2 separate regions of the Homo sapiens genome follow, and region 2 is linked to region 1. A link is a loop called in an ENCODE intact Hi-C map of the cell type or tissue named here. Cell type or tissue: sigmoid colon. All regions are shown on one strand. Links, peaks and the distances in the headings refer to the core of each region. The heading gives the core; the rest is flanking DNA.

The links. A loop is a pair of places that touch in the nucleus more often than their neighbours do. Peaks named below come from ENCODE experiments on the same cell type or tissue, not always from the same donor. Only the 100,000 strongest peaks of a DNase experiment are listed, where the experiment ranks them.
Region 2: a loop joins it to region 1, with 2.2 times the contacts of the local background. A loop is called at or near these places in 9 of 110 quality-filtered maps.

The regions. Positions count from the first base shown.
Region 1 is chr21:29,230,088-29,242,735 of GRCh38, forward strand. All of the region lies in intron 1 of LINC00189 (long intergenic non-protein coding RNA 189), which reads left to right. Among named protein-coding and RNA genes, the nearest start is that of LINC00189, 43 kb to the left of the region's middle. RefSeq lists enhancers at 3,440-3,619, 4,050-4,149, 5,825-5,904, 7,142-7,241. In sigmoid colon, for the core only: no CTCF peak of the experiment used is centred there; a DNase peak (open chromatin) is centred at 7,139; H3K27ac peaks cover 808 bases.
Region 2 is chr21:29,182,494-29,193,352 of GRCh38, forward strand. It overlaps LOC105372767 (a long non-coding RNA gene), which reads left to right. Exons shown (of 3, transcript XR_007067837.1): 3 at 1-2,309. Among named protein-coding and RNA genes, the nearest start is that of LINC00189, 5.6 kb to the right of the region's middle. RefSeq lists an enhancer at 1,622-1,711. In sigmoid colon, for the core only: no CTCF peak of the experiment used is centred there; a DNase peak (open chromatin) is centred at 5,688.

The DNA.
Region 1 (12,648 bases), core at 5,932-8,431:
CATGGCAGAAGGTAAAGGAGAAGCAAGCACCTCCTTCACAAGGCAGCAGGAGAGAGAGAGAACAAGGTGGGAAGTGCCACACTTTAAACCATCAGATCTCGTGAGAACTCACTGTCATGAAAATAGCAGAGGGAAACCCGCCCCCATGATCCAAACACTTCTCACCAGGTTCCTCCCCTGACATGTAGGGATTATAATTTCAGATGAGATTTGGGGACGGGAGCACAGAGCCAAACCATATCAGGACTATTGCATGACCATCTATTAGGCACGTTGTAGGGAAAATTTCTATCTATATATTTGGTGTAGTGATTTAGCTTGGATTGTCTTTCCAACTCAAAGACTACATTGGGTAGTAAGAGCTAGTCTAATTTTTTTAAAAAATAATAAATATCTGGGCTATATGCACTTTTTTCATTATCAACAAAACTACTAAAATATCTTTTCACAGATTAAGCCTAACAATGGGGTTTCTAATTCTTTCTTACTATATTACAGTTTTGTTTTTTACAGTTTGTTAGAGATCACTAGACAGTTACTAATATCCATTATTTTGTCAACATGTAGCTATCTCTGTTGGTTTTTAAAATGCTTGAATATTTTCTGAATTTAAGAAGTGATTTTACAGTATTTGCTGTATTTACAGTATTTGCTGATTCAGATCATTATGATTATTTATAAAGCCAATCATATGTTTCTGTTTCTGTGTATTTTACAATTTTTTTCAATATGTAAGTGAGGACTGAGAATTAAGAAGTTTTTTGGAAAATGCTAGTTTTTATTAGATGGTGCCCAGAATATCTCAATAATGAAAAGTTGAGTATGTTGGAGTTAAACCAATTGCCTGCCCTCAATGCAGTGCTTATTTCAGTTTGCTGACAGCACTAGTCAGCAGTTTGCTGTTCTGAGTGTTTACTACCACATCCCTGACATATTCTACCCTGGAATCCCAGGACTCTGTGTTTTCTGGTTACGCTCGGCCTCTCTGGCTTCTTCACAGCTGCCGCTCCCTCATTCTCATCTTAACTGTGGCCACACCCAAAGGAAGGATTTGTAATTCTCTTCTTTGCAATTTTCTGCTTAGAGGTCTCCTCTGCTTCCATGCCTTAAATGGAGAAGCCCCAGTTCTTCACCCATGGCCCTGCCATGAATCTCCCAGCTCTGTGTGAAGGCTCTCCATTGAAATTAACAGGTCTAACATCCACCTCATCACGTTTCTCTTCACAAGAAGACTTTGGGATCTTCTCTGTTTCTGCCAGTGATTCAACCTTTCTCTCAGTCACTAAAGCTCAGATATATTGTAACCACCCAGTGGGTTCACCTTGCCTGCTGCCTAGACAGAATCTATCAAGACAGGGGAATTGCAATAGAGAAAGAATAATTTACACGGAGCCGGCTGTGTGGGGGACCAGAGTTTCATTATTACTCAAATCAGTCTTCCTGAGCATTTGGGGATCACAGGTCTTTTTTTTTTTTTTTGAGATGGAGTCTCATTCTGTTGCCAGGCTGGAGTGCAGTGGCGCGATCTCAGCTCACTGCAACCTCTGCCTCCCAGGTTCAAGTGATTCTCCTGCCTCAGCCTCTCGAGTAGCTGGGACCACAGGTGCCTGCCACCATGCCCAGCTAATTTTTGTATTTCTAGTAGAGACGGGGTTTCACATGTTATCCAGGATGGTCTCGATCTCTTGACCTTGTGATCTGCCTGTCTCAGCCTCCCAAAGTGCTTGGATTACAGGCGTGAGCCACTGGGCCTGGCCCAGGGTGTTTAAGGATAACTTGGTGGGTGGGGGAAGACCAGTGAATTGAGAGTGCTGCTTGGTTGGGTCAGAGATGAAATCATGGCAAGTTGAAGCTGTCCTCTTGTGCTGAGTCAATTCCTGGGTGGGGGCCACAAGATCAGGTGAGCCAGTTTATCAGTCTGGGTGGTGCCAGCTGATCCATCAAAATATCTGCAAAATATTTCAAGCACTAATCTTATGAGCAGTTTAGGGAGGGTCAGAATCCTGTAGCCTCCAGCTGCGTAAGTCCTAAAACATAATTTCAAATCTTGTGGCTAATTGGTCCTATAAAGGCAGTCTAGTCCCCAGGCAAGAAGGAGGCTTGTTTTGGGAAAGGGCTGTTATGGTCTTTGTTGTAAACTATAAATTCCTCCCAAAGTTAGCTCGGTCTATGCCCAGGAAGGGACAAGGACAGCTTAAAGGTTAGAAGGAAGATGGAGTTGGTTAGGTCAGATCTCTTTCACTGTCTCAGTCATAATTTTGCAAAGGCAGTTTCAATATCACAGTTCCTCTCCTCCCTGCTTAGGGAGACAGTGTCCCATAATTGTTAAGAGCACACCCTCTGACTCAAGCCATCTAGGTTCAAATCCTAGCCCTTCCCTTCTCCAGTTGCCGAACTCGAACAAGTATTGTAGCCTCTTCAAGCCCCATTTTTCATATCTGTAAAGCGGAGATCGTAACAAACTGTACATGTCGATGATGTCCACAGAGTTGGATCAAGGGTTACGAATCTGACAGCCCAAACCTCCAGACTGGCTGTGCTATTATTTCAGTTATTCTGACATGGCTCTGATGCAATGTGGACGTCAACAAAGCATTAAAAGTGAGAGACAGATTAGTAAGCAACTCCCTAAGGGTGGATTTTTAAATATGCACTAAAATTGTGGAGAAGTTAATATACTATATTAGTTCACTAGGGCTGCCATAAAAAAGTGCCAGAAGGACGCTAGGTGACTCAGAAAACAAAAATTTGTTTTCTCACAGTTCTGGAAGCTGTGAATCTAAGATCAATGTGTCAGCAGGTTGACTTCTGAGGCCCCTCTCCCTGGCTTGTAGATCTGTGACTTCAGATTGTCTTCCTTCTGTGTGTCTGTGTCCTAATCTTATAAGGACACCAGTCAGATTACATTAGGACCCATGCCAATAACCTCATTTTACCTTAATTACCTCTTTAAAGCCTTTATGTCTGTTAAAGCAAACTATAGCCTGAGAAGGACTCCCTACTTCTATATTTGAGTCCTTGCGGATGAACCGTAACCTAACTTAATAGGCAGATAAAATTGAAAACCTAACTTAGTAGTATGCACCTGTAACAATAGCTAAATCCTAGCCAATCCCAGCAGCCATATTTCAACCATTCATACACTGCTTAGTGCTCAAACTGTGTTCAAATAAGGCAAACGCCAACCTCTAACCAATCCAGCCGTTCTGTACCTCACTTCCAATTTCTGAACGTCATTTCTCTTTTTTTTTTTGGTCTATAAATCTTCCACCACATGGCTGCGCTGGAGTCTTTGTGAATCTGCTGTGATTCTGGGGGCTGTCTGATTTGTGAAACGTTCATTGCTCAATTAAACTCCTTTAAATTTAAACCGACTGAAGTTTTTCTTTTATCATGTCCCAAAACAGGAACATTCTGAGGTACTAGAGGTTTGGAGTTCAACATATACATTTGGCGGAGGTTGCAGGAAGACAATTCAGCCCATAGCATGTACCTACCTAAGGTCTTAACTGGTAAACAAACAAACAAAAAACCAACCTAGTTATAGTTTTAAATTTGTTTCTATTTTATTTCCCATGAGGTAATCTAAAAGAACCTGGGGAATCCAGGTGCTTTTCAAAGCAGTACTTGTATGGTGTTTCATCATTACCTCTCAGCGGGAGGGAAATGAAACTCAGACGGGCCCATTTGGTTTCTATGATACCAGCTTTCCTCACCTTTCTTGGGGAGAGTGATTTTGAAACTATGGGCTACAAAAGACTTTTGGATTATGTGTGAGCTATGCTCTCTCTCTGGGACTCCTACTATGCTTTGTGATTGTGAAAATAAGTGATTCAAAATCTAAGCTGTTGGAACTCTAAATTATTTTGAGCCATAAGGAAATGTGAATTATGGGGCCTGAGTCACAAGACAGGCAGCTGTAAACTAGGCAGCTGTGAACTTTTTGTAATATTTTTGATTGTCTGAATTGTCTTTTCCCTTACCTACATTATTTTGTAAAATGTTGTGAATGGTTGTAGGACGTGCGACAGGTGTAGCTCACCTGCTTGGTCGCCCCAAAGCTCAAAGGAGGAGCATGCAGACAGGCAGGTGCAGAGGCCAGTACAAGCACTTTTGGGCTCCTGTCCCACGGCAGAGTCTAGGGGTGGGTCTCTGTGTCACTCGAAGCCCATGTAGGCATGTATTACAAAGCTCTTTCAGATTTGTTGTCTGCAGACGGCTTGTGTGTTAATCAGCTTAACGGACCCTCTGCCTTATTGTGAGGGCAGGGGGCCAGCGTGACAACTTTCTTTATCCCAAGCTCTTGTCCAGTGTCCTGAAAGAATCAGATCACACATGGGCTTGAAGGATGAGTGCAAGGTTTCATTGAGTGGTGGAGGTGGCTCTCAGTGAGATGGATGGGGAGGCAGAAGTGGGGATGGAGTGGGAAGGTGGTCTTTCCCTGGAGTCGGGCATCCAGCGGCCCAACTCTTCTCCAGCCACCCCTGGCCAAGCTCCCCTATGAGTCCAGACATCCTTCCTTTTCTCTCTTTCTCTGCTGCATTGTTCCACTGTCACTGGTCTGCTGGTTCACTGGTCCACTGGTCTGCTGGTCTTGATGTCCAGCTTCTTGTGTATGTGCCCGCTAAGGTCTTGGGTTTGTATGGGGGCAGGATGGGGGGTGCATGGCAGGCCAAAAGGCAAATTTTGGCCATGAAAACAGAAATGCCTGTCCTCCTTTAGGGCTGCCGGTCTTCAGGCTTGAGGGTGGGCCGTTTGTTGGGGAACCGCCCCCTTCTACCCAGTATTTCCCTGTTTCCTGTCCATATCAGTGAAGGATGCCAGAGGAGACCCCTTCCCTCTTACTATTGACTTTCATTATAGATTAACCTCTTTCTTCTCACACAAAAACTTTATGGCCATCTCAATGCCTCAAGATGGAATGTTAAGCACACTCTTTTAAAATCAAAAGGAAATGAAAAGGAGCGATAAAGAAAAGAAAACAAGCTGCATGGAAAAGAAAAGAAAAGAAACTGATTAATTTGTTGTAACTCATAAACTGGCCCTGTATTGAAAATGTTGTAATCTTGTTAAATTTCTTTGCTTTTTCCTATATAAAAGAGAATTTAGCTTTTAACTTCAGAGCACTACCCCCATTTCTCTGGGACAGAGCATCCAGAAATGGCCATTCCCAGCTTTTTGCTTGAATAAACTCTCTAAAATTGGAATCTGACCCTTTAGATTATTTCAGGTTGACATGATGAGGAGTTGGCTATAAAGTCACTGCTCTGGCAAAGACTGAATTTCTCTCCTAGTATCAATCCAACACCACTGTTGCCCTGATACATACTGCATTACTGTGGAAGGTTTAAAATCAATCTACTTAGTATTTTCCCTTTTGTAGAAGTGGATTTTAATTATTTCAAGGATCAGGTTTATGGTGTGGGGTGGGGGCTCCAGGGATGTGGGGAGGGTAGCATCACAAGGAATTTTCCTCCAAAATGAGTGTAAGCTCAAGTCCTCTCTTGTGTCTGCTTTGCCTTACTTTGCAGGGAAAGAACCCAAGTTGCATGCAACTTCCCATCTAACTTCTCATTCTCTCTTAATTTTCAAACTTGTTTTCATCCCTATTAATAGCCAGGTCATAGAATCATTTTCAGAAACATTTCAGGTGCTTCAGGATTTTTGAAACCCTTTAGTTCGCATGGTTTGAGTGTGTCACAGGTTAGTAAACCCTCAAAGCTATGCTGTCATGGTTATTGTGTGGTTTATGCCGAGAGAAACTGGTCATAGTCTGCCCCAAGTAGCAATTAATGGGGACCCTGAGGGGCAGTCGGGAGAAGTGACTAAATCAATCCAGCAAGCTCTAGAGAAGCATTTCCTCTTGAGAAGTTCACTATTTTGTGAAAATCAAACGCAACCAAATGCCAGGGGAAAGAACATCTCCCACTGGAGCTTGACAATATTTGTAGAATTAAGTGAAGTTGTGTTTCTGGTGGTTGAAAGTGTCTGTTTGTGATCTCATGTATTCTATTTTGCTGAATAGGTACTTAGGATCTGATTTGGGAGGAAATGAAAGCATGACCACTGGCAAGAGTCAGAAAGAGCTACAGGCATTGGCATTTTCTGTCTATTTCTAAGATCTTTTTGTCAATCCGGTGTTTGGAAACAACTTTCAGTCTACCTGCAGGCATTTTAAATGAGTCCTTTACCTTGTTTCTCATAGGAAAACTTCATTTAGCTGCATCCACTCCAGGCAAGTTCTTTGTTTTCACTACTTGTCAGTGTTTTTTCTTAATCACTTCCCTCATCTTCCTTCCTCTCTGAGCCCCTCCTTTTCAACCTCCTCCAGTTCCCTACCCCCAGCCCCTAATGGAGTGTGATGTATTATACTTACGCTTTATGAAATTCTCATTAGGGAGGATCCTGTCCATTGACAATAATGGTTGACTTGCAGAATTCTCAAATATGAAGTTTCAATGGTTTGTACATCACATATTGATTTTCTTTCCTTCCACATGTGGATAATATCCACACAACAGTATCTCACACCCCTATTCTTTGTGAAAACATTATGTGGAAAAGTCGATGTCTTGGGTGGATCAATTGTCAATAACAACAGTGTTTCGGATACATAAGCCCTTCCTGTTGTAGTCACACCTTCTCTCTGACTTTAGGGGCTCCTACAAGGTCCTTGTATTTATTTCAGAATAGGCTAGTGTAGAGACTTAAGGAAGAGCTCTCGGCATCAGTCAGGAATTCATCGGTCAGGCCCTGAGCCCTGCCTCTGCCATGCTGTCATTGACTTTGGCCTTAGGTGGGTCATTTTGCATCTCTGGGCCCAGTTTCCCCACCCTTAAAAGAAGAAGACTGGCCTGTCAGGAGTTCTAGCATCCTTGTGATAGGTCATCCTTGTTGGACAATCCTTGTTTTGTTCCCATTAAGCTTTACTTGCCAGTGAGTTCCTTTTCGTCCTTTTGTAGATTCCGTAAGACCCAGAGGGTGAGTCTAGCCAAAGAGGGAATCAAGCTGGGCTAGCCAAAGAATGTATCCTCTTTGCTCCTAATCTTCTGAAGAATAAGTCACTCCAGAGGCAGGAGGAACCATCTCTGATTGAGCCAGTGAGCATGTGGCTGGCTGTCCTTATGAGCCCCAGGCCCCACCATCAGAGCTAAGCTTGCCAAGGAATGCGGTGTTCCTTCCATAGCTCTGCTTCAGATCTGCTTCCCAGCCCTGTCTGTCCTTCTTGGATTAGGCAGCAGCATTCTAGGAACAAATCCCCTTTGCTCAGCCATGCATCACTGCCTTCCAACTCATTTTCTGAATCTCACAGTTCTTGTCCCCTCCCTGCTGGTCCTGGCAAGACTGAATTTGTCAGGCCTTGTTGAGTTCCTGTAGCCTGGTGCATGTGGTTAGGACCTAGGTTGCTTTTGGCTGCTCTAGATATTTTTAAGTACTTTTAATTGATTGGAAAAACATGCTAACTTTGAGTTTTAAAGTATTTGTAATTATACCCCCCCAAGGCCACTGACTTAGCTGTGGGGTTGTCAAAGAGCCATTAATAAGCAAATTAAAAGGAAGAGGTGGAGCCGTAAAAGCAGTTGCAGAACTAGAAGCCAAAAGCAGCACTTTCTGTTTAGTGACTGTAATAGCCCTGACTGTGTGTGGACTCCTGAGATGGAGGACAAGTGAACTTACTATGTGTTTGAAAAAATGGTTGCAGTGGGGCAAATATAAACCTATGCTGTGCCACACTCCTTCAAGGCTGATCTATTTCATGGCCACTTCCAGAATTGTGCAACAGGTGACCTCCAGGATAACTATGGCTTATCTTACAGCAACGTAGTTCATCTAGGATAGAAAATTGTACCTTTATCCCTGGTACCTTCTGACTACAGATGACATAGTGCTTGAACCAATCCTATCTAATCTCTTTCCACTCATTTTTAGAATAAAAGCCAAGCCTCTCATGGATTGGGATGCCCTTAGAGAAAGAATGCTTATTTCAATGCAGTTGTGTTACTGCTTCGTGGTGTCATATATATTAGTCAGTTTCACTGCAATAATATATAGTCTCCAAATCTCAGGGGCTCACGCCAACAAATTTTCATTTCCCACTTGCATTACATAGTGATGGTCATGCACTGATTGCTACAGTTCTGCTCCCAGTGTCTTCTCTTTCCTGGAATCAGAAACATAGCCATGTATAGTTGGGACTTGCTATTTTTGTTTCATAACTGCATTTTTGTACCCAGTAGCTGTCTGCACTCCTTCCCCTTCCCTGTCCTCTTCCCAGCCTCTAGTAACCATCATTTTACTCTTTACCTCCATGAGTTCAATTGTTTTGATTCCTAAGTCTCACATATGAGTGAGAACCTGCGAAATTTATCTTTCTGTGCCTGGCTTTGGGACTGCTGTTTTTGTGGCAGAAAGAAAAACAGAGTATTGGCTGGAAAATGTCATGCTTCAAAGTGTTTGCTTGAACTGGCACACTGTCACCTCTGCTTACATTTCACTGGCCCAGACACCTCATGTTGCCAAGCCTGAAAACATGGCAGAGAAATATTCTCCACGTATGGAGAGGCACCACAAGTCATTCGGAAATGGGTTGGATGTATAATCACTTACAGGGAAGAAAGCCAATATGGGGAATAACAGTCCCATCGATCATCAGGTTCACATGCTAGACAGGTAACTTCATGAGAAAGGCCATGCTCTGGACAGAAGCCTCTGATCCATAAATCTGTCTTTCCTATCCTTGAGTGCTGTTATGTAAGGAAGACAGGGGAGAATAGCTCTTTGATTTTTATATTTGGGAAGGCCTGTGCCAAGATTCCTTTTATGAGATGGGATCTGTTTTTGTTCTAACACCCTTCAGGTTCACTTATTCCTGCCTTAGACGGTGTCTCCTCTTCTGCAAATTGCTCGATTTGTTTGGCTTCATCTTTTGATTGCAGTTGATGGCTTTGGCGTTAATAAATGTTTTGCTCTTCTTTCAGCTGACTCTCAAATGTGCTCTTGCAGATGCAAAATCACTGTGGTTTGGCATCAGACCAGAAGATGTAGGAATCAGTATCAGCAGAGATGTGGGCTTCTTGGTCCAAGGCAGATTCAAGAAGTAGAAGATTACAGGAGAAGAGCTAGACATAGGAATAAATGCATCTATTTCCTTGTTTTAAGAGAGACTATAAAAGTTAACATTTTTTTCTTCACTTTCCACAGGTGAATCTTTTTTGGACCATTTTGCTGTTTTAGCAGTGTCTTTCTCATGGAACATATAGCTTAGATGGTGAAATTATTTTTCTTAACTTTCAGACTTTCTGGAAAGTCAAGGAGGATGGGTGTTTCTGATCTGTGACAACAATGAATTTTTTATAATAACTTGAGATAGGAAAAAAATCTGATTGCAGTATATAATAATCAGAAAATTTCCTCTTTGCAGAAATCAAAATTACTTCCAGCATATATAAAACAATCTTTGCTAATAAAGTAATACAAACCCTCCAGTTATTATTTATTTTTATTGGCTTTTTTGTAAAAGTATAGATATTTATAATACATAATATCATTAATTTTTTTTCCATATCTACATGGTTATTGGCACCCAAAGCAGTGGTCTTTTATTGGGAACAGAATTGCATGGGAACATCTGCTTAAACCCCTTGCCTTCACCATCCGGTTTTGCATTTGTCAGTTTCCTTGTCTGATCTCCTACAGGGACTTGAGATTTGAGAGAAGTTCAATTTCCGCCATTTTCTGTTCCCTCTCTCCACATTTTGCACAATGTCTTTTGTGGCTTTTTTTGTTTTTGTTTTTGTTTTTGTTTTTGTTTTTTTTTGAGGCAGAGTCTCCCTCTGTCACCCAGGCTGGAGTGCAGTGGCACTATCTGAGCTCACTGCAGCCTCTGCTTCCTGGGTTGAAGCAATTCTCCTGCCTCAGCCTCCCAAGTAGCTGGGATTACAGGTGCCTGCCACCACCCCCAGCTAATTTTCATATTTTTAGTAGAGACGAGGTTTTGCCATGTTGGCCGGGCTTGTCTCGAACTCCTGACCTCAAGTGATCTGCCTGCCTTGGCCTCCCAAAGTGATGGGATTACAGGTGTGAACCTCTGCCCCCGGCCTTTTGTGGCATTTGTATTGAATGGAATGAATAACTAAGCCAATGAATGAGCAAAATATACAGTCTTGTTCCAGAAAACAAAAGAACAACAAATGCAGACCAGGCAATAGATAGGGGGAATGCCTGCCTGCCCCAGTTTCCCAACCTTCTTTCCTTGGCTTTTCTGCCTTCCATGCTGAGTTACCTCATGGACCTGCAGCTACTGTGCCAGGACTCCTGGTGTTTGCTTTTTCTCTTCCAACTCCAAGCAATGACAATATCAAGTTTTTTACTCCATGTTAGCACTCTTAGAACCCAATATTTTAAAAATTGACTAAAATTCTAAGAGAAAATGTAAAAAGAAAAAAAATTACAACTCCCATTCAAAAGATGAAAAATAACAGCCTACCACTAATTGACATTTTCCTGTACGCCGGACACTGTGCAAGGTTTCTACAGACATGGGAAGAGGGATTACTCTCTCCATTTTGGAGGTGTGGAGATGATATGGTTTGACTGTGTCCCCACCCAAATCTCGTCTTGAATTGTAGCTTCCATAATTCCCACATGTTATGGAAGGGACCCGGTGGGAGTTAATTGAATCCTGGGGGTGATTTCCCTTATACTGTTCTTGTGGTAGTGAATAAGTCTCACGAGATCTGATGGTTTTATAAGGGGAAACCCCTTTTGCTTGGCTCTCATACTCTCCTGCCTGCCGCCATGTAAGATGTGCCTTTCGCCTTCCGCCATGATTGTGAGGCCTCCCCAGCCACGTGGAACTGTGAGTCCATTAAACCTCTTTTTTTTTTTTTTTTTTTTTTAAATAAAGCAACTGGTCTTGGGTATGTCTATCAGCAGGATGAAAATGGACTAATACAGGAGCCGAGGCCTGGAAAGAGTTTTCCTTGTCCTGTGTCCCACTGCTGGTCAGTGGTGAAGCTTGGGATGAGAACAATGGTTATTTCATTCTACAACCCATACTTTGAAAAGCAGGCATTGCTAAGTAAAATAATTCTAGTTTATGCAGAGAAGAGATTGACTTAGCATAAAGTTCCCTCTTTTGAAGACTCAGTGAGCAGCCTTGCAGCTGCTGCTGTGTAGGCCTTTCACAGTCAGGTTGCCTGGATTTTCTGCCCATGCATCTGACAGTAGCTCTTCTCCCAGCCATAGGTTACTTGTTTTCAAAACAAACACAGGCTTTTCTTTATAAGTTTTTTTCTGGTGCTCACCTCTCTCATCCCCTATACCTCTCTTCAACCTAGGCTCTTCCAAAAAGTACATCAAGCAGGTGAAGTTTACACCTCTAACTTCAGAGAAGTGGTTATTGGTACCATAAAAACCCAAAGCATGGCCAGGAACAGTGGCTCACACCTGTAATCCCAGCAATTTGGGAGGTTGAGGTGGGCAGGTCACCTGAGGTCAGGAGTTCGACACTAGCCTGGCAAACATGGTGAAACCCCGTCTCTACTAAAAATGCAAAAATTAGCTGGGCATGGTGGCGGGTGCCTGTAATCTCAGCTACTCGGGAGGCTGAGGCAGGAGAATCACTTAAACCCAGGAGGCAGAGGTTGCAGTGAGCTGAGATGGTGCCATTGCACTCCAGCCTGGGCAACAAGAGCGAAGCTCCATTTCAAAAAACAGACAAAAAACCCAAAGCTTGGCTGGTCTGCCTCATCTTATTTCCCAATATTTTCCACTTAGTTTCCCTATGAATCTCTTAGATCCTTTAGTGTCTTACTTCTACCCCACCAACAAAAGGAGTAGTGTGTATGAATTAGGATTTTACAATATAAATATACATTTACAGTAACATACTTATAATGAGGATGTTTTTCTCTAAAAAGAACTATGCTAACATACTTTATATAATTGCAATGAATTTGTTTTTCACTGTTTATAACTTCTTAAAAAATATACTGGGCATGAGAAGACCTATCCAAAAGCAGGAAAATCTTATTTTAAGTGCTGCAATTGTGTCAGTTATGTCATGAAATCATAAATGGTGGCTATCTGTCAAAATGTGCTATGTTTCCTTAGACATAAGGAAGACAATGAATTTTCAAGATAACTCACTGATGTGTCTTTGTTAAGCTGACATATTTGGAAGAATTCCCAAATAATTTTCATGGTCAGAGAGATTCTCATTTTGCAAGCTACCCCTAAGCAAGAGGCACTGGGGACTTTGCCCAACCAGTAATATTCAGATGAGTTGCAGATTGTTTAAGTAGCTAAATCATGTTAATCCTCTTTCCATGTATGGCAGCATTTATTTAAAATTATTTATTGAATGCATTCTATGTGCCAGGCCCATTTCCAAGTACTGGATATTCCTGGTGAACAAATCCTACACATATTACTACCTTTAGGGAGCTTACACTCTGGCATTAGGCATCAAAACAACACATTCTGGCAAATGAGGCTGGTAACTTTTAAGGATTAAATAGCTTAGAGTTATCAGAGTGTTGACCAGGCATGGTGGCTCATGCCTGTAATCCCAACACTTTGGGAGGCTGAAGTGGGCAGATCAATGGAGGTCTGGAATTTGATACAAGCCTGGCCAACATGGTGAAA
Region 2 (10,859 bases), core at 4,136-6,635, 49 kb before region 1:
TGAATTCTTTTCTGTTTGTTTTTGTTTATCATTTAAATTGTTATTGTATCTCACCCTAAGTATTCTGACAACATCTAGTTTGCCAAACAAATCTTAGGGATTTATGAGTTCTGGAAACTAACAATATGAACGTGCTGGTCAGATCTCAGATCCCAGGCAAATAAACCCAAAAAACAAAAAACAAAAGACAACAAGACACAAGGTTCACCATGGAGTCACTGTGATCTGCGGGCAACTATGGATTTGGTTATATGATCTCCTTTTCTATAAAGTGGAGAGAGATAAGTGTTGACATCACTTAAATACGCTGAGCCCCACCCCCAAATAACACAAATGCTGGTAACAACAATAATTTATATTAAGCCTACTGAACGGCTTTTGTTGATCTTTAACTAGCCTATCTAGAAATGGGAAACGAGTGACCTCTATTATTACTCAAGTACTAAAACTCCCCAAGTAGGACTGTTTGTCAAAACTAGGAGTGAGTTTGAGATTCAGGATTAAGGTTCAAGTAGGGAATCTCCATTTACCCTGCATCTCAGTCTTACACTGTATTATCAGGGTCTTGGGAGGAAAGAGAAGCACACTTAAGAAGGCATGATAAAAAGAGAAAGTAATGAAGGGATTATTATAAAGTTAGAGGAAGAGTTAAGGGAAATAAGAAGGGTTGATGAGGTCCTTGGGGTGGCTGCTTCAGGGAAGTCTTCTCTAGGCTTTCAAGGGCAAGCAAAGGACCACTGACATTCCTCACAAACTTGCACTTTGGTGAGGGAGCCGGGCCACAGCTGACCTAGGGCTTAGCAGAAAATCTCTCTCTCCTTCTGTCCTTCCATCCTCTCCTGGTGGCTGCCACTGGCCAAGCCCAACTACAAACGACAGAACAAGGGAGCTTGGTTGCTGGGGTCCATCATACAGCCAGTCTTTCAGGGTGCAGAGCAGGGTGAATGGGTGAAGAGTGGATCTGCAGGGGAACATGGATAGTGTCGGGCACAGACCACTGACAAACGAAAGAGATGGAAATGCTTCAGAAAAGAAAGCAGGATGGCCAGGTCGGTGGTTTTTTTTTTTGTGTGTGTGTGGAGATGGAGTCTTGCTCTGTCACCCAGGCTTGAATGCAATGGCGCAGTGTTGGCTCACTGCAACCTCCGCCTCCTGGGTTCAAGCAATTCTCCTGCCTCAGCCTCTCTAGTAGCTGGGATTACAGGCGTGCACCATCACGCCCAGCTAATTTTTTGTATTTTTTTCTAGCAGAGACAGGGTTTCACCATGTTGGCCAGGCTGGTCTTGAACTCCTGACCTCAGATGATCCACCCGCCTCAGCCTCCCAAAGTGCTGGGATTACAGGCGTGAGCCACCTCACCCGGCCAGGCCTGTGATTTTAATCATGGGATCTTGCCTAGTGGTAAAGCCCCATTAAATGTCTGAAAATCTGAATCAGAAGGATCAGCAACTGTTCTTCCCTAGGAATGGATCAAAGGTAGGTCCTATGGATACGGCTTGTCTGTCCCCACCAAAACTCATGTTGAAATTTGATCACGAATATGGTGGTGTTGAGAGGTGGGGTCTAGTGGGAGGTGTTTGGGCCAGGAGCATGGCCTTATGAATAATGCAGTTTTCCAGGTAGTGAGTTCTTGCTTTCATGAGACTGCATTAGTTCTTGTGGGAATGGATTAGTTCCCTAAAGTGTGAGTTATTATAAAGCAAAGTTCCTGTTCCTGTTTGATCCTCTCTCTTCTCACTTGTCTGCTTCCCCTTTGACCTACTCTGCCCTGCAATGTTATGACACAGAAGAATGCCCTCACCAGAAGCCATGGCCATACTTTTGAACTTCTCACCCTGCAGAACCGTGGACTAGATACACTTCTTTCCTTTGTAAATTACCCAGTCTCATGTATTCTGTTATAGCAAGACAAAATGGACTAAGACAGTAGGGTTGCCAGGGAAAAGACAGGCATCCAGTTAAAATTGAATTTCAGAAATTAGATAAACTTTTTTTTTCAGTATAAGTATATCCCAAATATTGCATGGGAGGTACTTAAAGAGTTGTTGTTCATTTGAAATTCAATTTTAACTGGGCATCCCGTATTTTTATAAATATGGTAATTCTAAGGGCACTTCCTTCTCACTAAAGATACTAGAATTAGAATTTGAATATGGTATAGCATTCCTGAAACCTTGTTCTTTCAACACCAATTTTTGAAATGTTAAGTATTTCCAAACAAATGAACAAAAAAACAAGCTAAACACTGTTTCATAGTCAAAGAAGTTAAAAAAACAGTGGATTAAAATAAAGTTAAATAGTTCTCACAGCTTTAGGATTTCTCCTGGGACTTAATGCTAACATGCATTGTGACAACAATGATAGTGTTTTTCCTTGCTTTATTTGAAAACCATCACAACAAAGAAACAGCCCAATATTCTTCTGTTTCAGTGTGACCATAGGTTTCCATTGAAATGCAGTTTAAATTTTAAAAAGTCATTTTGGTGTCTATTATGTTAAAGTAAAATTTTACTATTACCAAAGTAAAATTTTACTATTACCTCAATCTTGCTTTAAGACTAAATTTATATTTATAAAGATGTTTTAAAGCTCTCTATAAATGTTTGCAAAGTAATAGCATTGTATTTAATAAGCTATTAAATTGTTCACTTGATACTGGTTTTGCTAAGCTTAATATGAAGAATCAATTAAAACTAAATTATCATCTAAGCAGGGACAATCCTAGATTATTCAGAGAGAAAAATGAGGATAAAAACATTAGCTCTGTCTGCTTCTCAAGGTTATTTTTGGAAAGAAATGAAGTAATGTTGTGAAAGGCTGTGCAAATATTACTGCAAGGATACAAATTACCCTCCCTGTAGAGTGGATGGGATTTTCACAATTTTCTCCCTTTCTGGTCATAGGTATTTTATCTAATTTGTTGTCCAGTCTGTAATTCTACCCTGTTGTGTGCAGTGGGAGTGAAAGGGAGGTACATGAATTAGGATTAGAATTGCTTGTGAAGGACAGAAACCTGCCAAATAACGGTGCCTTAAACAAGGTGGAAGTTTCCTTTTCTCTCATGCAAAAGACTGGGATGTGTAGTCCTGGGCTGAAATAGAGGCTCTTCTCCATCAAATCTCCAAGGCTTCAAACTTCTTTGCCATTATTGAGCAATGTTTCTCAATCTCATGGTCCAAGATGGCGGTATATATATTCCAGGCAACCAGAGAAGGAAGGAACAAAGAAGTGGCTGAGGCAGTGGGGTGGCTGGCTGTCCTGGAAGCTGGCACAAGATGCTTTCAGTTACATGCTTGAAATGGTTAATTTTATGTATCAAGTTGACTGGGCCACAGGATGCCCAGATATTTGGTCAACCAGTATTCTGCATATGTCTGTGAGAGTATTTTTGGATGCGGATAACGATTGAATCGGCAGACTGAAAAAAGCATATTTTCCATCCTAATGTGGGTGGGCCTCATCCAATCTACTAAAGACCTGAAGAGAACAAAAGGTTGACCCTCCTACAAGTAAGAGAGAACTCCTCCTGCCTGACTGCCTTGACCCTGAGACATGGGCTCTTTTTTGCCTTCAGTCTCAAACTAAAATATTGGTCTCTTCCTGGATCTTGAGCCTGCCAGCCTTTGGATTGGAACTACACCATGGCTCTTCTGGGCCTCCTGCTTGCTGGCTGCAGATTTTGGTACCTGTCAGCCTTCATAATCTCATGAGTCAATTCCTTATTGTATATTGATATCTATCTATCTATCTATCTATCTATCTATCTATCTATCTATCATTGATAACCTCTCTATCTATTGGTTCTGTTTCTCTGGACAATGCTGACTAATACAATCCTATTGTCTGGAACTTAGTATGCAAGAAAGAGAGTGAGTATATGGGGTGAAATGTATAGGAGTGGAGCTAAAAGACTTTGCTGCAGGAGAGGAGTTCAAGTCATTGAGGGCAGTTATGAGTCAGCAATAATGTTGGTGCAGTATTTTATTTCAGGAGTCAATTAAAAGTATTGTCATTTTAGCAGTTTATGTCTTCCATTTATCAAATTGAGTATAGTGCCTTCCTCTGTCCTACCAGATGAAAGTTTATGAAAGATACTAATCATTTCCAAATTCCTTCATTTTTACTATCTATCCAGATTATTTTAAATACAGTATCTCTATAAATAGCACTTTGTCCATTGATATATGTTTGTGTTTACATGATTGTGTGTGTGTGTGTGTGTGTGTGCACGTGCAAAACATGGAAATAGGATATTTGGTCTACCTTAATCCCTGGAATGGAAGTAATGGTGATTACTTTTGTATAGCAAGTAATAAACTCCCAAATGGTTGGCATTTCCTTTTTCTTATACTAGACAGAGTCAAAGGTGAAGGATGATAAAGAAAAGTTTTGACAATAGTGCCAAATTACCTTCCTCAGTTCCTAGATTGGGGATTTTCAATCTAGGGGCAGATGTCACTATAATATAAGAGGTCTAGTCCTTGATTTCAGAAGCAGCTATCCAAGCTCTTATAAGAACTGATGATAGGAACTTGTCTCTCTTCTCAAGTTCTGTACAACAACCACTTATCCATAGCTCTTGATGGTTACTGCTCAGCCATTTCTTGCCAGCTGTTCTTTCCATGTGCAGGGAGAGCATGGGAGTATGGAGCCTCAGTTTGGTTTGCTATTGTCAGGACATCAAACTAATCATTAGGTAGAAAGTTGAATAAACATTTACTTTTGACTTTTAAATGGTTACTTCAGAAAGTTTTACTTAGCGGCAAGACCAACTACATAATTTGCGGGGCCCAGTGCAGTGTGAAAATTTGGGGTCCATTTTTGCAAAAAATATTAAGAATCTCAAGATAGTGACAGAGCTTTAAGGCCAATTCAGGCTCCTCCTGCGTGCAGGACTCTGTGTAACTACACAGGTAGCACAGCTAGGATGCAGACGCTGCTCAATGTTATACATTTAGTACTTTGATGTCCCTGAATTCCTTACAAAACTCTTACTTCCTCCCCTCCCCACCCAAGTCCCCAGCTCTTCTGTTTTTTTCCAAAACTTTACTTGTGTACAACACTATGAAACATGACAGGGTCTGATGAGAAAGTATTAATTGGCTTTAACCTAGTTTTTTTTCATTTTTATTTCTGAATATCAGCACTCATAGCCCTTTTCCCTATTTTCTGACTTACCCTAATACAACTCCATATCGTACAAAGCTTCATAGTCCTGTATATGCATGTGGTGAACATTTGTGTGGCTATTTGCAGCTGATGGATTAGTATCCATAAGTTGAGAGGATTCTTCAAAGGTCCTGAGATTGAATATGAAAAAATGACCTGTAAGAATTAAGTCATCCACATGTAGCACAGATGGACGAATTACCAAGGGAGATGGCATATATCTGGATCACAAAAGACTTATAAGGCAAATTAAAGGCATGTATTCTCATCAAAGTAACCTCTGATTGCTTTATTTCCTGGAATACTCTATTATCGGTGTCAGGGTTCTCCAGAGAAACAAAATCAATAGGATGTATATAAATTTCCTGTATGGAATATGGTTTGGTTATGTAGGAAGTGCAGAAGGATGAGTGAGTGGAATTACATGTGAGGAATTGGCTCCCATGATTATGAAAGTGGGCAAGTTCAAAGATCTGGAGGTGAGTCAGCAAGCTTGGCTAGAGACCCAGTTGGCAGGCTCAAGACTGAGGAGGAGCTGATGTCCCAGTTTGAAGGTAGCCAGGCAGCAAGAATTCTCTCTTACTTAGGGGACAGTAGTCTTTTTGTTTTATTCAGGCCTTCAAATGATTGGATGAGGCCTGCGCACACTGGAAAGGCCAATCTGTTTTATTTGGTCTGCCTGTTTAAATGCCAGTCTCACTCAACAACACTCCCAAGAAACACCCACAATAATGTTTGACCGAATACCTGGAGACCCCATGGCCCAGTCAAGTTGACACATGAAATTAAGGTACCACAGATATCCTATTGTCACAAACTCTGTATAGCACTTAAAATTCCTGGTTTCATGCTTGGTACAGAAAGTTAGCTACTGTTCATCATTTGTTTAATTCTACACGTGGCCATAACTTAAGATTAATTATAACAAAGTTTAATTAGAACGAAAGATGTAATTAGATGTAAATTCTTGCATCAAGTGGTTGCTTTGTGCTAGGCACAGGTTAGGACTGCAAAGATGACTACAAATGGCTGATTACTACAAAGGACATTGTAGTAATTTTATTTTTATTTTTATTATTTTTTTTGAAATGGAGTTTTGCTCTTGTTGCCCCGGCCGGAGTGCAATGGCGTTATCTTGGCTCACTGCAACCTCCGCCTCCCGGTTCAAGTGAGTCTCCTGCCTCAGCTTCCCTAGTAGCTGGGATTACAGGCACTCGCCACCATGCCCAGCTATTATTTTGTATTTTTAGTAGAGACAGGGTTTCACCATATTGGTCAGGCTGGTCTTGAACTCCTGACCTCAGGCGATCCACCCACCTTGGCCCACCAAAGTGTTGGGATTACAGGCGTGAGCCACCGCACCTGGCAGGACATTGATTTAGAAACAGCTTTATTAAGTGGATTTTACCTGAGAGTTTCTTCCTATACTTTTAGTCCTTGTCAGAGATGTGATGTATTTTCTCTTGTGACTGCACTTTTAAAGTTGGAATCCTATGAATGCCGTCAGCACTACTATGTGGAATATGGTTTGGTTATGTAGGAAATGCAGAAGACTGAGTGAGTGGAATTACTCAAAAGTGGATCAGAAAGCAGTTATGGTCATAGACATCAGCCTCAGTGGGGCAACAGGAGTTGGAAGGAGTAAACTGAGGGAAAAAATCAGTAGAATACTGGATGGAGCAGACAGAGTGAGACTGAATGGGAGAAGGGTGAGGTGGGCTGAGACAGCTGGTCACATTCAGCTCTAAATTCTTGAAGAAGTAGTTTAGACTACACCAAGGATGGGGGATAAAACCCAGCCTAGAGCTCAGAGAAGGTGGATGTGGCACGGGAAATAAGAATTGTCATTGTTGAATTCCTTGAGAAAAAAATGTGAAGAAGAGGCTTGAGGCCTCAAAGACATTGCATGCATGAGTCAGAACAAGCTTGAACTACAAGGAAGATTTGATTAATGAATCAAATATTAATGCCACATTTTCTCTTATTTCAAGTGTTTTTTTTTCCAACTATTATCTCTGTGTAGAATGTCTTCGCTCTCTGCCATCACCTTATTATTAATAACTCCTATTAACTCTTAGGTCTCAGCCTTGCTGTTACTTCCTCCCCAGAAGTCTCCTTTAACCCCTAAAGACTGGGCTTGGTGCTTTTCTCCTGTGTTCTCAAGTCACCCTACTCTAGAACTATGTCACTGATTTAAATTGCTTTCTGGTAGGGCGCGGTGGCTCACACCTGTATTCCCAGCACTTTGGGAGGCCGAGGCAGGCAGATCACGAGGTCAGGATTTCGAGACCGGCCTGACCAACAGGGTGAAACCTCGTCTCTACTAAAAATACAAAAATTAGCTGGGCATGGTGGTGGGGGCCTGTAGTTCCAGCTACTTGGGAGGCTGAGTCAGGAGAATCACTTGAACTCAGGAGGCGGAGGTTGCATCCAGCCGAGATCGCGCCACTGCACTCCAGCCTGGGCAACAGAACGAGGCTCCATCTCAAAATAAATAAATAAATAATAAAATAAAAAAGAAATCGCTTTCTGACATGTCTATTTTCCTGAATGAGCTGGGAGCTCCTCAATGACAATAGCTATTTCTTGTTTAAAGTCGTATCCCCAGAAACTATAAGCTTAGTAGATATTTGCTATGTGAAAGAAGGAATGAAAGAATGAATGAGGACTTGATTCCTGTACTCCCAACAACATTTAAGACACTGTGCTGAGTATTCAGTAAGGAGGCATCAGGAAGGGTGAGGTAGAGGTGGTAGTGAAACCAAAAAATTGAACACTGTTCCTGGCTTCAGAGAACATGTAGTCTATTAACAATTGTGAATAATGGTGTAATACAAGACACATGACATAATACAGTACTACAACACAAGACAAGAGAATAGGATTGCCATATTTAGCAAATAAAAATACAGGATGCCCAGTTAAATTTGAATTTCAGGTAAGCAACAAATAGTATGTATATATCTCATGGACTATTTGGGAGATACTAATACTAAAAATTATTCATTGCTTATTAAAATTCAAATTTGATTGGATAGCCTATATTTTAGCAACCCTCAGTGAGAAGAACTGGAGCTGTAAGAGATTGCTTTTGTTTTTGTTTTTTCATTTTTTCAGGGATGGAATGGAGGTCTTGGAGAAAGGTAAATGATTTGGGAAATGTTTTCCGGAAAAGATAGGAACAGAGTTGAGTTGCAAAGATCACAAGACAAAATGTGAGGGGGTGCAGTTCTGGTAGAAGAAACCTCAGATGAAAAGGTGATACTGTGGCAGGATCAGAGACTGGCTGACATCTGGTTTGGCCAGAGTGTGAAAGGGTGGTGAGAAACCCAACTACAGGGTTGGGCAGGGCCTGGTGACTCCATATGTTCCAAAGCCTCAGTCTCCTGGGCACCCTGCCCCCTTCGCCTTGGCCACGTTTTGTGAACAAGCAGAACTAGATCTTGCTGCCTGGGCAAATGTTTCATCCTTACCTAGTTAATTAGGCTTGAACATTAGTTTCTCTCTGGAAATAGTGAAGAAGAAACACCAGGAGCATTTTGCAAGGGTCATACATTGCTCAATGTTTGCATTTTTTCAAAAACACTGGTGTCAAAACAGCATGTCCAGCAAAGTTGAGGGAAAAGTGAAAACTAATGATGACTTATCAAAACAAGATGTGATGGTGTGGGAAATGCTACTAACTTCTACAGCATTTGTAATTTTCGTCTTTCTCTTCTGTTATAACATATGTTTAGCATTATATAGTAAATATAGAATAAAACAGATACAAATAGCTTATTTGTAATCTAAGAAGAGGGGGAAATGTTTAGATAATAAAGTTGGGCACCTACTGTGTTCCAGGTGGCAACATATGTTATTTCTCTTAATCTTCATAACAATACTATAATACTATGGTATATATTATGATGATTTTAATGTGCATCTTGCTGAATTTCACAATGTTTATTTGCTCATCTATGATCACTCAACTAGCAATTGGTTATTTTGAAATTCAAATCTGGTTTGACTTCAACATCTATATTGTTTCCATTTACCACACCTATAGATAGGTACTCACAGATAAACAATAATTATGGTGCAGTTATGGCAGATACACTGTGGGAACAGACAAGAGGGAGCATTTAATTCTGTCTTGAGGACATCAAGGGTGGCTTTGGAAGGAGATGATGCTTGAGTGGTGATTGATGACAATGATCTCATTTTCTAATAAGTTTAATAACAGGCAATGCATGAAACATATTCACAAGTAAGATAAATATTAATAGTTTTAAAAACACATGTATTTCATCCTAATAAGCTCTCATTAGGTTTCTGTAACCTTTTATTAAATGTTCCACACTGATCACATTGATGACAAACACAAATTCTTTTTTTTTTTTTTTTTTTTTGAGATGGAGTTTTGCTCTTGTTGCCCAGACTGGAGTGCAATGGCACCATCTTGGCTCACCGCAACCTCCACCTCCTGGGTTCAAGCGATTCTCCTGCCTCAGCCTCCCGAGTAGCTGGGATTATAGGTGTGCACCACCATGCCCGGCTAATTTTGTATTTTCAGCAGAGACGGGGTTTCTCCATGTTGGTCAGACTTGTCTCGAACTCCCAACCTCAGGTGATCCGCCCACCTCGGCCTCTCAAAGTGCTGGGATTATAGGCGTGAGCCACCGCACCCGGCCAACAAACACAAATTCTTATACTTGCTACCACAAACATCATTAGTCATATTTATTAGATGGTCATTATTTATTAATTTAAATTAAATAATTAAATATTCATTAAATCATTAAAACCTTCAGCTACTTATATGATTATAGTTTGGTGCTGTTTTTGCAAAGACACTACACATTCACATAGAAATATGTCTAAAACTTTTTTATAATTCTATAAACTACATGAATGGTTATACAGTTGAGTTGACTAAATTCCTCCCACATAATTATTTCAATTACATAAAATATTACTTACATAACTGGAATGGTATTATAGCTATAAAATACTCAAGTCTGTAGTTACATAAAATTAAATTCAGTAAAAAGAAAGGCCTAAAATTTTAGCAACATACTCTCTAGAGAAAAGCTGCTAAACAGTTGTGTTTCTATAAGTTTTAAAATACAATTGTAAAAATAAAAACTAAAAACAAAATTTTTCAAAATTTTGCTTTCTCAAAAGACATTAGCCAAATTTTAATAAAAACATTGAAGAGTTTGTTTTGCATACACTCCGATGAGATGAACTAATATTATCATCCCCTTTTAAACCAAATTTTGTTTGCAAATCTTCTCTCCAAGAAGCCCCCTAAACAGATCTTACTTTCCTTTTGGTAATGCTTACTTATGATCTGTTGGCAACTTATTCGTATTGTTACAGGTAGTTAGATAGGCATGAGTGGGGCAGGAGAGCGCTCTTCCCCCACCCACTAGGAATGTCCGGGGATGGTTTGACAATTATCACACTGCCTCTCTAGCAATGATAATTCAGCAGCCTGTGCCAGGGAGAGACAATCTCCTGATGATCCACAGCTGTTAACATTAAAGTGTTAATTGAATGCAGATGCCAGGGAAAGCAGCCTCCTGGGCATGTACCGTAAAAGACAAGTTGGCGGAGTATGACCTTTTGGGGACACTCCATCGGAAAAAAGGGAAGGAAGGATCAGACGCGGCTGTATACAACTTCTTAAACTCACTGTGTGCTC